Linked DNA regions of Mus musculus: region 1 is linked to region 2. A link is a loop called in an ENCODE intact Hi-C map of the cell type or tissue named here. Cell type or tissue: heart. All regions are shown on one strand. Each heading gives the region's core, and the rest is flanking DNA. Links, peaks and the distances in the headings are about the cores only. Region 1 holds the start of Gm28382 (a long non-coding RNA gene). Region 2 overlaps Mlph (melanophilin).

Evidence for each region. Peaks named below come from ENCODE experiments on the same cell type or tissue, not always from the same donor. Only the 100,000 strongest peaks of a DNase experiment are listed, where the experiment ranks them.
Region 1: a loop joins it to region 2, with 3.0 times the contacts of the local background. A loop is called at or near these places in 3 of 42 quality-filtered maps.

Annotation. Positions count from the first base shown.
Region 1 is chr1:91,474,335-91,482,664 of GRCm38, forward strand. Gm28382 (a long non-coding RNA gene) reads left to right here and starts at 4,437. Exons shown (of 3, transcript XR_003948697.1): 1 at 4,437-4,461. In heart, for the core only: a CTCF peak has its summit at 4,823 (motif pointing right); no DNase peak of the experiment used is centred there; H3K27me3 peaks cover 261 bases.
Region 2 is chr1:90,924,567-90,932,896 of GRCm38, forward strand. Mlph (melanophilin) reads left to right here. Exons shown (of 16, transcript NM_053015.3): 3 at 3,417-3,638; 4 at 3,757-3,869; 5 at 5,524-5,627; 6 at 6,928-7,050. Among named protein-coding and RNA genes, the nearest start is that of Mlph, 14 kb to the left of the region's middle. In heart, for the core only: a CTCF peak has its summit at 4,119 (motif pointing right); DNase peaks (open chromatin) are centred at 2,905 and 4,155; H3K4me3 peaks cover 1,110 bases; H3K27ac peaks cover 669 bases; H3K27me3 peaks cover 533 bases.

The DNA.
Region 1 (8,330 bases), core at 22-8,021, 550 kb after region 2:
TTTCCACTTTTTGTAAGGCCTGGTTAGCAGCTAGAGTAAGAGTCCTAGGGGAGGAGATATGAGGATCTCCTTCTAAAATACTAAACAAAGGCCTTAACTCAGCGGAAGGAATCTTTAAAAAAGGTCTAAGCCAATTAATATCTCCCAACAGCTTTTGAAAATCATTTAAGGTATGGAGGTGATCTCTTCTTATCTCTACCTTTTGGGGCACAATCTTATCTGGGGACACCACAGAGCCCAAGAATTGTCCTGTATCAGAAATTTGGACCTTTTCTGTGGCTATCTGTAAACCCCACTGACTTAAAGTTTTAAGTAGAAAAGGATATGCCTTTTGTAGCATGGTAAGGTCTTTATGGCACAGGAGGATGTCATCCATGTAAAGGAGCAAAATTAAAGAGGGGAATTGTTCCCTCACTGGCAAAAGAGCTTCTTGTACATAAAGTTGACACATAGTAGGACTATTGGACATTCCCTGTGGTAAGACCTTCCATTGATACCTCTTATCAGGTTCCATGTGATTAATAGAGGGGATGGTAAAGGCAAATCTGGGCCTATCCCTTGGACACAAAGGTATAGAAAAGAAACAATCTTTAATATCTATAATAATTAAATTCCAGCCACGTGGTAAGGCGGAAAGTACAGGGAGACCCCTCTGTACTGGGCCAAATAAGTTCATTTGCTCATTAATGGCTCTGAGGTCATGGAGCAGTCTCCACTTTCCTGACTTTTTCTTAATTACAAAAATTGGAGTATTCCAAGGTGAGGTAGAGGGTTCAATATGGCCTAATTTTAATTGTTCCTCTACCAGTTGAATCACAGCTTCTAGTTTTTCAGAGGATAGGTGCCATTGAGGAACCCACACTGGGTCCCCTGTTTTCCATGGTATGGGTCGTGCTGCCCCAATGGCCGCTAAGGAAAACCCAGACCCTGTCTGTCTTGGTTTCCATTAGGTGAGATGGGCTCTATCCTTCCCTGTTCTTGATGTCCTAACCCTTTTCCTTCTTTATAACCCATCTTTGCCATGATATTTTTTGCTTTAGCTGAATACCCTCCCGATGGGGCGTTTTCATTGGACAAAATAAGGCCCAAATGCTGCATAATATCCCTTCCCCAGAGGTTAACCGGGAGTGGGAGCACATAAGGTATGAATTTCCCTTGCTGCCCTTCAGAGGATTCCCACGTCAAGGCAATGGAGCTTATAGTGGGACATGATTGATATCCTAGGCCCTGTAATGAATGAGATGACTCTGTGGTGGGCCATGCTTTGGGCCACCAATGTGTAGAAATTATACTTTTATCTGCTCCGGTATCAAGGATGCCTTCAAACTCTTTTCCGTTGATCTTAAGGCGGAGCTTAGGTCTATCATTTAAAGATACAACCAAATAGGCAGAATCATTTCCTGAGGAGCCCATTTTCTTTATCTCAGGTCCTGCAAATTTCTCCCTGGTATTATCAGGGAGGAGCAGCAGCTGAGCTATCCTATCTCCTTTACTAATAGAAAAAACGCCTTTAGGGCTTGAGCACAGGACCTGTATTTCAGGGGAATGTTGACAATCCATAACTCCAGGGTGGACTACTAAGCCCTGCAAGGTGAGTGAACCCCGGCCGAGAATAAGGCCCATGGTTCCCGGGGGCAAGGATGGTATAGGCTCCACTGGCACCGGCTGAATACTCATTTGAGGCATTAATAGGAAGTCGGAGGCGGCACGCAGGTCCACCCTTGTGGGTCTTCCTGGGTCGCCTCTCTGACTGCTTCCTGGGTCCTGACAAACCGGTTCCCATATCTTTGAGGGCCCTGGGACCGAGGGCCCGATGACCCGTTTTTTGGCACATCAGTTGATTGACTATCAGGTGGGGGAAGGACTCTGCCCTTTATATCCCTCACAGAGCGACACTGGTCAGCTCTATGATAACCCTTGCCACACTTAGAGCAAGGAGTGAGAGTCCCTCCCTGTTTATCTGGAGCTCTGCAATCTTTCTTAAAATGCCCAGGCTTTCCGCAATTAAAACATGTCCTCTGATCATTTCTGCTCATGGAGCGGTTCTGAGATTGGAGGATGGCGGCCGCTAAGCCTGCATTGGTGAGAGGTCCCCCAAGCTCTCGACAGACCCTGAGCCAGTCTTGTAAGCCTTTGTTCTTTCTTGGGGCTATGGCCGCTCGGCACTCCTTTGTGGCTTGCTCATAGATTAGCTGTTCTATCAGAGGCGCAGCTTGCTCTGACTCTCCAAAAATACGCTCTGCTGCCTCTGTCATTCTGGCCACAAAATCTGAGAAGGATTCCTGAGGTCCCTGGATTATCTTTGTTAACTGCCCAGTGGTTTCACCTGCTCGAGAGAGCGCCTTCCAGGCCCTAATAGCCGTGGAAGAAATCTGGGCATAAGCTCCCCAATGGTAGTTTGTTTGATCAGCAGAATAAGCTCCCTGACCCGTTAACAAGTCAAAAGTCCAATCTCTCTGCTCTGGAGTCAAAGCAGCTGCGTTTGCTCGGGCCTGCGCTTGTGCAGCTTCGTGCCAAAGCGCTCTCCATTCCATATATTTGCCCATACTAGGGAGAGCGGCTTTTACAACCGTTTGCCAGTCGGCAGGAGTTAGTGCCATGCCGGCAAGCCTGTCTAACTGCACCAAGGTAAAATTAGCATTGGTTCCGTATTTACGGACCGACTCGGCAATTTCTTTAATTTGTAAGTATTCTACCGGAGCGTGGACACGCCCACCCTCGGCTCCTTCAAAGACCGGAAATGCCTGTTGTATTTTCCTTTGTTCCTCTCTGGGAATGAATGAGTCTGCGCACTGCCTCTCTGCGCACTGCCTCTCTGCGCAGGGCTGACGCACTACGCAGGGCGGGGACTCCGCATAGGGCGGACCTTGAAGCCGACTGCCCTGAGGCCAATCAGCAAACTGGCCTTCGCCAGCCGCTTTTGGCTTCCTTAACTGATTAGCTAGCACTTTACCTGGCTGGTACCCTTTTTTCTCATAATGAGCTGCTTCTTCCTCCCAGTCTGTTTCTTCAGAGGAGAATTCTTCATCTGCTTCAGAGCTACTAAGAGCTGGCTCCCCGAGCCCATCCAGCGATGAGCACAGGCTCCTTTTCCTAGAGACCTCCGCTAATTGATCTTTCTTCTTTTCCCTTTTTCCTCTTTTTCTTCTAATCTCTCTCCAGGTATTCCTACCTAACCTTAACTTTTCCTCGGGTTCAAGACCCTTGGAAAGGCCTGTATACTTATTTTGTGTACCATATTTCCTCTTTGCTCCTACTCTCTCTCCCCGCTTTACTTCTGATAGATTGCCCTGAATTTCATCCAGAATCCGCCCTGCCTTAACCACTTGATAACATGTGAAAAGGGACAAAAGGGCTTCTAACACTAGAAAAAATTCAAGGCCAAACATTTTCCACTTTACTTCTGATAGACTGTCTTGAATTTCCTTAGAAAGTTCAAGATCAGACTTACCTCGTAAAGCTGTACTCACTGGTACTCTCGTTCCCCAGCTGAAAAGTTCTGAATTCATACAGTTGAATCCTTCTTAACAGTCTGCTTTACGGGAACCTTTATTACCGCGACCCGCAGTTCTGGTTCTGGAATGAGGGATCTTCCTTGCGCCAGTCCCGAGTTTTTTCTCGTCCCGGAATTCGGCACCAATTGTTATTAGACGCGTTCTCACGACCGGCCAGGAAAGACGCAACAGACCAGAATCTTCTGCGGCAAAACTTTATTGCTTACATCTTCAGGAGCAGGAGTGCAAGAAGAAAGAGAGAGAGAAAACGAAACCCCGTCCCTTTTTTAGGAGAGTTATATTTCGCCTAGGACGTGTCACTCCCTGATTGGCTGCAGCCCATCGGCCGAGTTGACGTCACGGGGAAGGCAGAGCACATGGAGTGGAGAACCACCCTCGGCATATGCGCAGATTATTTGTTTACCACTTAGAACACAGCTGTCAGCGCCATCTTGTAACGGCGAATGTGGGCGCGGCTCCCAACAATTACACTTCTCCTTTCCCACAATGCATATCGTTGTAATCATATGCACATCCAATTATGCATAGACATAAAGCAGTAAGCGGGACTTCCCCCCAAAAGCTCATTCAGAAGATACAGTTTGCTTTACTGTTCATTCACCCAGAACTGGCTCATGCTGGCTCATCCTTTCTCTTAAGTTCCCATAAGTCCTGGGTCATGTTTGAAAGGAGAGAAACAATGGGAGGGAAATTGCCAAGAGGTTACTAAGGGAGGAAGGCCTATTACACTGTTTGCAGTGGAGTGTGTGTGCGCAGTTTGATGCTAGCAGGAGGTGCCAGGCTGGGCAGTGCACTGTTTAAAAAGGGGTGCAGATTCAGCTCGAGTCAGGTGGATCCCAGGTCGCTGTCTCCCCTCATTTTTCCTGCCTTAATGAAACCTGTAGGTTTCAGAGTCCTCAATTCGGAGCCCACTTAAAATAAGAACTATTTCCCCATTTCTTCAAAGGTAAGCTTTGTTCCATCTGGAAGTTTTGGTGTCTAAAGGTCCTGCCAGCTCTGGGAGGTTCCTGCTATGCTGTATCATGGTGGCTGGTGTTATGGCTGGAACACACGAGGGAGAAGAGTACGTGGTGACACAGTAACTTAGAGGAGGTGGCTTTAAAATAGCTTTCCTTAGAGACTAACTTGGGGCTCCTTAATTCATTTCAAGGACAGAATCCCCGATGACTTAAGTGCTAATTACTGGACTTCAGTTTTGTTTTTATTTTGTTTTGTTTTGGTTTGGTTTGGTTTTTGAGATTGTGTGTGTGTGTGTTTGCCTGGTATGTGTGTCTGTGCACAATGTGCATGCAGTGCCCTTGGAGGCCAGAAGAGGGCATCAGATCCAATAGGATTTGAGTTACAGACTGCCATGTGGGTGCTAGGAATAGAATATGCATCCTTTACAAGAACAGCAAGTGCTTTTTATCATTTAGTCATCTCTCTACCACTAGGTCCCATATCTTAAGCACCACCTTTTCCCAGTATCCTACACAGAGGGCCAAGCTTCTCACACATGAGGCCTTCTTGGGCATGCTCAGACCATAGCCAAACCACAGAACCATGTATCCAAAGTGTGATTTTTTTTTTCTTATCTCCTTTCTTTCTCATCAGAGATGAACTCTCCTGTAAAATATTCTGTGCTGGCTAGGATGGAACTTACCTTGAGTTGGTGCTCATTTGGGCCTGCAAGTCTGTCTTCTCTTGCCTGAAACTGTCCCTCTATGACTAGGAGGGTTTCCTCTAGCCAAAGCCACCACAGTGATGCCTCCAAGAGCCATGTCTGTGTCTATCCCTAGATGCCCTAGCCTTTCAGCTGTATTGCCTTGTGTGTGTGTGTGTGTGTTTATGTGTGTGTGTGTCTGAGTCTATGTGAGAGAGGGGGCCGGGGCCAGGGCCAGGGCCAGGGTGAGCTAGCTAGCGCAAGGACTCCAATCTCCACTATCATTAAATGACTGACCCACTTTCTGTAACAACGTTTTTTGTAGCAATTCAGCCCTTTGTTCCGTTTGTATAGGAGCCCTGTGGCTGGTCTCCAGCTGTTCTGGGTGTGTTTTAGCTCCACGGAAGAGTCTTTGGAGGTTGGAAGAAAGCTTTGGTGTGGCTCTCCAGTGACATCTCACCTTTTATCTTTCTGGAAGAAGTTGAAGACTGTGGTTTCTTTTTTTTCGGATTTCAACGTCTCTGCAGGCACAAAGTCAACAGTGGACAATGGGATTACCCTGAAAGCAGAGCCCCCCAGCTGCTAATGGGTTCATTCTGGCCAGTTGGGAACCGGCTCCTGTCCCTACCCTATCCCCAGTGCAATCACCATGCAGACAGCAGGCTCACTGTCAAGCCCAGCATAGCCCACATTGACTACAAGGGGACTAATCAGGGTAGACTGAGCATTTGTGGAGAACATTGTAAGTCTCAGCAAGTTGAATGCTTTTGCTTTTTTCGTGTTTGTTTGCTTATAACATTTCACTGCACTCAATAAAAGCAGCCATTCCATGCTCCTCCTTCATGAGGGCTCCCAAGAGTCCAAGAACAAGCCTGGCCCCATTCAGCAGCTTCTTGCATGGTGCAGACCTGTTTTTTTTTGTTTTTTTTTTTCTCAATGCCAGCATTATGCCCAGTATCATCTGTCCTAAATTTATAACAATTGCAAAGCACATATAAAAATTTATCTATTTGGATTGAACAAAGAGAATGGCCTATATTGCTAAATGAATATTGAGAAAACATGTCTGAATCTCTGTCTCAGGAAAGACCAGATATGGGCACCTCTTCCCCCATTATGGGGTCATCTCAGGAGCCATGTTCCAACTGGCCAAGAGTCAATAACTTCTGGAAATCCCAGGCTCTGGGGCCATACCTATCCAGTCCCAGATAAGACCTGCTATCAGCTCTTAATGTTCTCTCTTCATAAAATAGAATTGATATTGGCAGCTCCTTTGAGGATTTGTGTGTGTGGTGCATGTATGTGTGTGTTTGCATGAGTGCAAGTGTTCATGCACACATGAGTGTGTGCATACAGAGACCGGAGATTGACACTAAGTCTCTTCCTCAATCACTCTCCACTCTGTCTATCTAGCCAGGGTGTCTCACTAAACCTGGGGTTTGCCAGTTCAGCTACTGTACTAGCTGTTTTGCTCAGAGAATCCCTTGCAGAATGATCACCACCTCTGACTTGCATTTATGTGGATGCTGAGGATCCAAACCTCTGGTCCACACACCTGTACGTCAAAAGCTTCATCCACTGAGCATCTCTCCAATGCTGACATGTGCCTTTAATCCCAGCACTCCAGAGGCATAGGCACACAGATCTCTGTGAGTTTGAAGCCAGCCTGGTCTAGTTCTAGGACAGCCAAGGCTACACAAAGAAACCCTGTCTCGATAAGAGAGAAAGTCACCGTGATAAAACATCTAGCATGGAATTGAGTATCCCTTCTTCCACTTTTTACACACAGAGCAGCTGTGACTTGGTTCCACTAGCTGGGGACCAAACACTAACAGCATCAGCCTGTCAGGACCGCCCACATTCAAACGACACCACCGTCCTAAGGGATGAGAAATGGAATTTCATTATGATTTGCTTTGCTTTGCTTTCACATGCTTATGTGTGTGTACAAGTGTGGGTGAGCACTTGCCAGAGGGCACATATGGAGGTCACAGGGCAACTTTTGAGAGCCAGGTCTATCCTTCCTTGCTGACTCTTATTGAGGCACAGTCTGTCTTTCTTGTTTCTGCTGCTGAGCTGTCTACTCCAGACTAGCTGGCCTAGGAGGTTTTGGGAGGTTCTCTGTCTCTGCTTACCATCTAGTCCTGGGAATGGTGGGATGCATGCTACTACAGCTAGCTTTTTATGAGGTTCTTGGGAATCAAACTCAGGTTGTGAGGCTTGTGCCCTCACCCATCGAATCATCTCCTGGCTCCTTAATTTACATTTCCTGAGTCACTAACCCCTACCATCTTATTATGGACTTGGTCACTTGCACATCTTCTTTGGAGGAATGTCTGTTTGCACCCTTGCCTGTTGTTATCTGGCGTGTTTTCTTGACTTGTCTTTTCCTGGGGTTCTGAGGACTAAATGAGACAATTCCTGACATCCTCACAGTGTGACTTCCGGAACACGGTGGCTATTGCTGGCCAACAGTAAGACCTGAAACTGCCTTCGTGGCAAACACCACACGGCAAAAATGGAAGGCAGAAGTTTCCAGCAGGCTCCCACCCCTGCTCACTCTGTACCTTTCCAGGCCTCACGGGGGTCACATGCTACTCACCTCACGGTTCCTACTTCTCGGGGTTTGGGCTAGCTCTACTCAGCCTGGCCTCTGCACATAACTGGGTCGCACGGGGGGGGGGGGGGAAGCATGGAGTGTTAGTTTAAGGTCTTATTTACCAGAGACAGAACACATGGACACTCTTGAAAACATGGTTAAACTTTGTAGATAGTCTGGGAATACTTCAGCCTATTCAGCACAGTATACACATTTGAAAAGAAAAAAGAAAAGAACAAGAAAGGGAAGGGAAGGGAAGGGAAAGGAAGGGGAGGGGAGGGGAGGGGAGGGAAGGGAAGGGAAGGGAAGGGAAGGGAAGGGAAGGGAAGGGAAGGGAAGGAAGCAGACTAAAGAATTCCTGAGAGCTAGTTGTCCCAGGAAATGCATGGTGACTCCCATATCATCTGTCTCTGGAAGGCCACTTACTCAGGAAAGATTTTTGATAACTCATTTTAGATGGGGTCTGTCCTCATCCCCACCTTCTGCTTCCCAGGGCGTCCCAAACATTCCTGGCCTCTCTTCTCTGGCCTACCTACCAGACTCCTTCTCCTTTCCTTTTGTGCATGGGCTGGGC
Region 2 (8,330 bases), core at 322-8,321:
ATCTTCAGGAAGGCTGCCACACCCATTTCCTCACATCCCTGACAAGGTTTCTTTACCTCCTACCTTCAAGTCTCCGCCTCCACCCCTTACTCTTTCCTTTCTGTTGCCTCCTACAGCAGGCTCTGAGGGTCACAATTCCTTCGAGTAACTCATTACTAGTATCTGGTCTAGCCATGGATTCCCTCTTTAGTCATGGAGTTCAGCTGCCCGTGCAAGGCAAAACCTTGGCTGACTCTGGAGCACAGCCTTTGCGTGCTGACTCTCTGGAAACACTCCCCCAGCAGATTTCACCTCAACAATGCTAGGCTCCTCTTAATCACTGCTAATTTATCAGTTCCAGCTGACCAGCATCAAGTATCCCAGCAAAGCACAGGTTTCACTTCAGTAGTTCTGCTATCTTGTTAATTATAGTTCATTCTTCAGCCCCAGCTAACCAGAACTACGTAATCTTAATTCAAAAGAATGAATGGCCCCCAGTAGTCTTTAAACGTCCCCGTGAAATTTCACAAGGCAGACCACCATCTTCTGCATTTCCTTCAACATTAGCCCTGGCCTCAATTTTCTGCATTTCCCTGCAACATTCGTACTTCCAAGCTCCTACAGAAAAGCTCGATGAGTTTTCAACACTCAGTGGCTTTTAGTTCCAAAGCCCTTCCCCAGACTTCTCCAAAACATGGCCAGGTCTGTCACAGCAATGCAATACCTCACTCCTAGTAACAATTTGTCTTAAGGTTTCTATTGCTTGATGCAACACCACGACAAAAGTAATTAGGGGGGAAAGAGTTAATTTGGCCTACACTTCTGAAGCACTGTTCATCACTGAAGAAAGTCAGGACAGGAACTCAAACAAGGCAGGAACCTGGAGGCAGGAACTGATGCAGAAACCAGGGAGAGAAAGAGGTGTCGCTTACTGGCTTGATCCCCATACCTTGATCAGCCTGCTTTCTTATAGAACCCAGGACCACCATCCCAGGGATTGTGGCACTCACAATGGGCTGGGCCCTCCCGTATCAATCACTAATTAAGAAAGTGCCCCACAGCTGGATCTTATGAAGGCAATTGAGGTTCCCTTTCTTCAGGTAACTCTAGCATGTGTCAAGGTGGCATAAGAACTAGCCAGCACAAGTAGCTAGTCACTTCTATTCAGTGATGATGTGTTCCGATGTCTGAAATGGTGGGTGGAGTCAAGTCTGTAGACACTGTGCCTCTCCTTATAGGTCCCTGCCTGAGACACAATCGAGTCCATAGATCAGGGACAGGAAGAGATTAACAGCATAGCTAAATATGAAATAGAGTAGAATAGTTATAAAAATACATCACAAGAACTATAAAAATTAAATACCAAAAACCAAATCAGCGATCACTAAGTGGGCTAATGCTTTTTATAGAGAGAGCTCTCAAAAGAACTGTAAACACCGTAGATACTGCAAAAGGGTGATCGAATCCTTGGGCGTCAGGGAAATGCAAACAAAAACTGCTTTGAGATCCCATCTCATCCCAGTCAGAATGGCTACCACTGAGAAAAACAACTGGCAGCAAACTCTGGCAAGGCTGTGGAGAAGAGGCGCCCTTGTTTGCTGCTGGCGTAAACATAGACTGGTTGTGGCTACTGTGGAAGCCAATATGGAGGTTCCTTTAAAAAGATCTCAGCTAGCTATGCCAGACCTGCCTGGGCACATAGCCAAAGGATTCTCAGTCAGCACCACAGAAACACTTGCACATCCGTGGGACTGCTTCCGTGTTTGAAATACCCAGAAAATGGAGCCAGTCTAGATGACCATCAACAGATGAATCCATAAGGAATATGTGGTTATCTACACAATGGAATTTTATGCAGCCATGAAGAAAATTGAAATCATGTTGTTTGCAGAAAAATGGGTGCAACCATAAATCTTTGTTAAGTGAAAGCAGGCAGACTGAGAAAGACAAGAGTTTACATTTTTATGCATCTATGTGTGTTTATGTTTGTGTGTTTCTAGGTCACAAAACTAGAAAAGGGATCATGAGAGGGGAGGAAGAGATAGAACTTTTGTTTGTTTATTTGTTTGGGGCTTGGGGGAGGGGTTTGGTTTCTTGTTGTGTTGGTTGGGGGGGGGTTGTTTTGTTTTGTTTTGTGTTTTTGTTTGGTTGGTCGATTTATTTTTGTTTTTTTTCGAGACCAGATTTCTCTGTGTTGCTCTGACTGTCCTGGACCTTGCTCTGTAGACCAGGCTCGAACTTAGAATTCTGCCTGCCTCTGCCTCCCAAAGGGCTGGGATTAAAGGTGTGCAACACTATGCCTGGCTGGCTAGAGGAAGGGCTCTTAAGGGAAGTGGCAAGTAGAAAGGGTGATGGATTCCATGGAAAGGAAAGCGTATGTAAGGACTAACCAGGAAAGGGAAAGAAAGCAGCTTCCGGGGAGGAGGGGAGACACAGCTGAGAGCAGAGCATCATGACCGGAATGAAGAAACCGTGATGAAGCCCAATACATTGTATTTTAATTCAAAAAATGTATTTAGTAAAAACAATGTAACATTGAAAATTATGACTATTCTGTGTCTGTGTCTCTGTCTCTCTGCCACTCTGTCTCCCTATGTGTGTGTCTCTCCTACCCACGCCTTTCTTTTCCTTGTTGGCCATCGAAGTGGGCCATTGCCACTTCACACCAGATGCCACCTCCCTGCACCCCATGGAAGCTAAAACCTTGCAAGTCCTCAGGAGACAGTGGGCCCCATGTCTTGCTAATTTTCCTCACTAAGGACAGATTACCGTTATCCCATGTAAAACTAAAAATATTGTGTTTGGCAGATACTCCGTGAGACTCGGAACAGAAAGGGTACATTCATTAGGGTCTGGGGGACATTTTCCATCGTTGCAGCTGGTTCCAGTTGGCAGGCTCGCCCGGAACTGGGTTACTTCAAACGGGATAGTCTCGAAGAACAGGTTTCTCCTGGAACTTCCGGGTACAGGGTGATTCCTGTCTGGAGCCTCTCCAAGCCAAGCACTCAGTCCCGGCTCCGCAGGAAGAGTCCTGGGCCTCGGCTTGGTGCTTGCTGGAAGACGCCCTAAACCACTTGTTGAGGAAATATCACCTGGCCTTGCCCTCGGGATTCTGTTACCCACAAGAGAGAGCACAGGGTTCAATCATAAACGCCACAGGCATGCTTAAGAGCTGTGCCGTTTCAGTGAAAAAATCATAGGTTTCGTCTCTAGCCTACCCAAATTGCGGATGATTTAAGCCCAACCTATTTGTCCCCTCCAGAAAGAGGGCAAGATGGCTCTCTGCCTTGAGCCTGTGGCGCTTTCGCTTAGCTTCAGCCACTGTCCTCTGCCTATGGAAATGACCCTCTGTCTGTGTCCATTCACACTGCGTGCATTCACTGGTCGGTTGTAGAAACAAACTGTCTAATGTATTTCTTATCCCATTTTTTCCCAAGGGGGCTGAAGGGCAAAATACAAAAGGAGAGCTCCAAGAGGGAGCTGCTGTCGGACACAGCCCATCTGAATGAGACTCACTGTGCCCGCTGCCTGCAGCCCTACCGGCTGCTCCTGAACAGCAGACGACAGTGCCTAGAGTGCAGCCTCTTCGTCTGCAAAAGCTGCAGCCACGCCCACCCAGAAGAGCAGGGCTGGCTCTGCGACCCCTGCCACCTGGCCAGGTGAGGAGCGGGGAGGCAGAGCCCGTCCCTAATGGTGTCTTAGCCTGGTGTGTCCCTTTGGGGGACTGGCTGGGGGGGCGGGGAGGCACTGCCTCAGGCTGCACCCATCTCCCCGCAGGGTCGTGAAGATCGGTTCTCTGGAGTGGTACTACCAGCACGTGAGGGCTCGCTTCAAGCGTTTCGGGAGTGCCAAAGTGATCCGGTCTCTCTGTGGGCGGCTGCAGGGTGGAGGTAAGGGGAGGGCTGGTCTGGGGATGTTCCAGGAGCGCTTTAAGTTGAAGAACCCTTAGAATGGGGTTGGTTGACGCCTGTGGGAGGCGCAGGCACAGTTGTTTGGTCAAGTTGAGGGCCAGGGAGCTATCACTTAGAAGTTTACAGAGTTTCAGAAGTTTGACCATCTTGAGAACTATGGGAATTAAAGCTTCCTGACTGCCATTATTACCTGCCAATTTCAAAACTGCTGCCATTACTACCAGGAGGTGGCGCTGTGGGACAACAAACAACAACTTTGAAGCACTTTCTTGCAGGAATTCTCAGCAAGCCAGCTGAGGCTGATCTGCTGGCTCAGGCTCAGACTGAGCAGGCACGGGTGGCAGTGGGAAGGACAGAGTCAATCTGAGGGCCTCCCGGGCCCATAACCCAGCAGCCCAGCCGTACAGGATCGGGAAGCGGGTCCCTTTGTCCCCCCAGCAGGTGGTTGGTTGTAGGCAGCAGAGTGGCAGGCAGGATGAGGGATGGAAAGGTTTGTAAAGTGACCAAGGCCACTGTAGCCTAGGACACAGCCTGAGACACCAAGCCCAGGCTCACCTTGGAACAGTACACTGCTGTGAAACTGACGAAGATGTTATGTGGGGTTTCTGGATAGATCGATGAGTCAGTGGTAGACAGAAGTATAGGAAAGAAAGATGAGCCAGTATATGGTGGTAAACAGGCTGACTGGCTGGGTAGATGGGTTCAAAAATAGAAAAAAGAAGAAAGGCAGGAAGGAGAGGGGAGAAGGATGTCTTAGTTTTCTATTGCTGTGAAGTGACACCATCTTATAGAAGACTTTATTTGGGGTTTATGGTTTCAGAGGGTTAGAGTCTGTCTTAGTCAGGGTTTCTATTCCTGTACAAACATCATGACCAAGATGCAAGTTTGGGAGGAAAGGGTTTATTCAGTTTACACTTCCACATTGCTGTTCATCACCAAAGGAAATCAGGACCGGAACTCAAGCAGGTCAGGAAGCAGGAGCTGATGCAGAGGCCATGGAGGGATGCTGCTTACTGGCTTGCTTCCCCTGGCTTGCTCAGCTTGCTTTCTTATAGAACCAAGACTACCAGCCCAGGGATGGCACCACCCACAATGGGCCCTCCCCTCTTGATCACCAACTGAGAAAATGCCCCCACAGCTGGATCTCATGGAGGCCCTTCCCCAACTGAAGCTCCTTTCTCTGTGATAACTCCAGCCTGTGTCAAGCTGACACACAAAACCAGCCAGTTCAGAGTCCATGACCATCATGGTGGGGAATCACAACAGCAGAAAGGCAGGCAGGCTTGACACTAGGGCAAGAGCTGAGAACTCACAAGCAAGAGACAGACAGAGAGAGAGAGAGAGAGAGAGAGAGAGAGAGAGAGAGAGAGAGACACTAAGGATAGCAGGAGTTATTTGAAACTTCAAAGCCCTTGACATACCTCCTCCACCAAAGCCATGCCTCCTGATCCTTCCCAAACATTTCCACCAACTGGCAATTGGGTATTCCAACATATGAAGTTATGGGGGCCATTCTCATTCAAACCTCCACAGATAGTAGTTGGCAGGTGAGTGGAAAAATGAATCCAGAGACAGTTAAGTGGTCTCCCATTTTGGCCCTTTATGGGTGGAGCCATACACCTGTAAATTGCAGGTGGATCTGAGCCAAGCTTGGAAGAAGGAAATGGAGACAGTGAGCAGACTGATGAGGATGGAGACCTGGACACAGAGGCCAGAGACCAGCCCCTCAACAGCAAAGTAAGTCCTGCCCAGGCACTGTCTGTCTCCATAAATCCCATAGGTCTCCTGCCCGTCCTCATGCCCCCCATCTCCCTTACATCTCTCCCAGACATGCCATAACACAGGCATCTGCATTTCTCTCTGGCTCCCACCCCATACCCACCTGGGAACCTGTGTCCGCCGCAGTGGATCCTCATCCCTAAGCATGGGACTCCCTCCTCCCTAAGCCCCTCCCTCCTGAGCTTCTCCCTCCTACCCAATTCCCTCCCTCTTGAGATCCTCCTGTCTAAGCCCCTCCCACCTGAGCTCTTTCTTAAACCTCTCCCTGATCCCTAAACTCTTTCCTCTTAAGCCCCTCCCTTCTGAGCCCCTGGCTCCCAAGCGTGGGAGCTCAGTGGTCACTTCAGAACTCAAAAAAAAAAAAAAAAAAAAAAAGTACAGATAGACAAAACCTACTGCAAGGCCTGTCCTGACTGACTGGCATTCTGGGACACCGAGGTGCTGTGACAAAGTGTACAGGAGGGCAGACATGTGTCCAGATGGCTCAAGAGACATGCATGGCAGCAGACCTTGCACCTTTCAGATTATAAGCCTTGTCTTTATAAGTGGTTGTTGCTCTTCTCATTTGGCTTCCTGTGGTGGAGACAGGCTAGGCCAGTGCTTTGGTTTGGGGACAGGGTGGTAATGATGATTCGGAGAGAGGGAAGTAGGCTGAAAAGTGTGAGTTGTTTTTGAACCCTTTGAAGGTGACAGGGCTGTAGAATCAGATCTGAGAAACGCTCCAGGCACACACACAGTCGTCCTTTGCACAGGATCCAATTCACACCATTTGCTGAGCTCACAGCATGTAATCCCACCAATGTCTAGAACATTCTAACAATAAAACATGCATTTAAAGGATCAGAGTCACTGTACTGAGCAGTGGAGTTCATAAAGTAATGATCATATATCTAAAGAAAATGGAGTGGTCACCTACCTCTACCCCATAGTCAGTGAGCTCCATAGACCTAAAGTCCCAGGATGCCCTCTGTGTGAGGTACCTTCAGCCCTGCTGCAGCTCACACCCTAGGCAGCACCCAGTAGGCCGAGAGAGAACTCATTTTTCTTAGAGTAGAGCACAGCTGAGTTCCTGGATACAATGTCACTTCTGATGACACAGACACGGTGGGCCCGTGGGTCCCACAGCCATCTCAGGGCTCCTTTGGATCAGTTTCTAGCTAGAGATAGGTGTCCCTGGGGGGGCGGGGGGTCTACCGACTCTCTGGAGGCTGAGCGTGGGGCTGGAGTCTGACCAGTCTTGTTTTATCTCACACCCAAGAAGAAAAAGCGCCTGCTCTCCTTCCGAGATGTGGACTTTGAGGAAGACTCAGACCACTTGGTGCAGCCTTGCAGCCAAACCTTGGGCCTGTCCTCAGTCCCTGAGTCTGCACACAGCCTGCAGGTCAGTGTACTCTGGTGTCTGTCCATCCCCCTCCCCCCTTAGGAACCTGAGTTGAGGGGGCAGTGCTCAGACACCAGCTGGAGTTGCACGTGGGGATGCAGTGTCACAGAGCCCGGTGGTCACATCAGACTCTCAAGGCAAAGGGACTTTTTTTTAAATATTTTTTATTACATATTTTCCTCATATGCTATCCCAAAAGTCCCCCATACCCTCCCCCCCACTTACCTACCCACCCATTCCCATTTTTTTGGCCCTGGCGTTCCCCTGTACTGGGGCATATACAGTTTGCGTGTCCAATGGGCCTCTGCAAAGGGACTTTTGAGGACAGGCTGTGGGAACATAGGATTTAGAAACTGTACATCCTCTCAAGACCAACCTCTTAAGGTACTGAGTAAAACACTTGGAGAGGTTGGGGCAAATGGAAATGTAAGGCCGGGCAGATGAGTTCGGAGCCTGGAATATGGTCAGTGATGCTCAGCCTAGAAATAAGGACTCAGGAGGGCAGAATGGACAACGGCGTCCACTGAGGAGCCAGTCAGAACCCAGCACTGAGCCCTGCCTGTGCCTTACCTGTGCCTCATGCACTTCATTGTTCCACCTAAGCTAGTCTCATAAGTGAAAATGCCCCCTTTTACACATGCTACTTGCTAACCATGTGACCTTGGTCCCTGGAAATTCTTTGAAACCTTATCCCCTCATTTCTGCCTTTCATGGTTGATTTTGAGATGAGAGTTGTCTTAGTTAGGGTTTTACTGCTGAGAACAGACACCATGACCAAGGCAAGTCTTATAAAGGACAACATTTCATTGGGGCTGGCTTACAGGTTCAGAGATTCAGTCCATTATCATCAAGGCAGGAACATGGCAGCATCCAGGCAGACGTGGTGCAGGAGGAGCTGAGAGTTCTACATCTTCATCTGAAGGCTGCTAGCAGAATACTGGCTTCAGGCAGCTAGGATGAGAATCTTAAGACAAGCAAGGGCACACCTCCTAATAGTGCCACTCCCTGGGCCAAGCATATACAAACCATCACAAGAGTCTGTGCCCAGCATGCATGAGACACTCTGATAAGCAATAAAAATAGTTGTAAGTGCCAGGCCATGGTAGATTGCTTTGTTGTGAACCCTACAGTAGCTCTTGAGCTCAAGCATTGCTGGACTGAGCTGGAACACAGAAGTCAGCCCCTAAGGGAACTGCCCTCCAACCCTCCCTTTCCCAAAAGCCATGTCACTCCCCCAGCTAAGATTAAACTGTAAAGATGCTGCAACAGTGGCCTCTGGG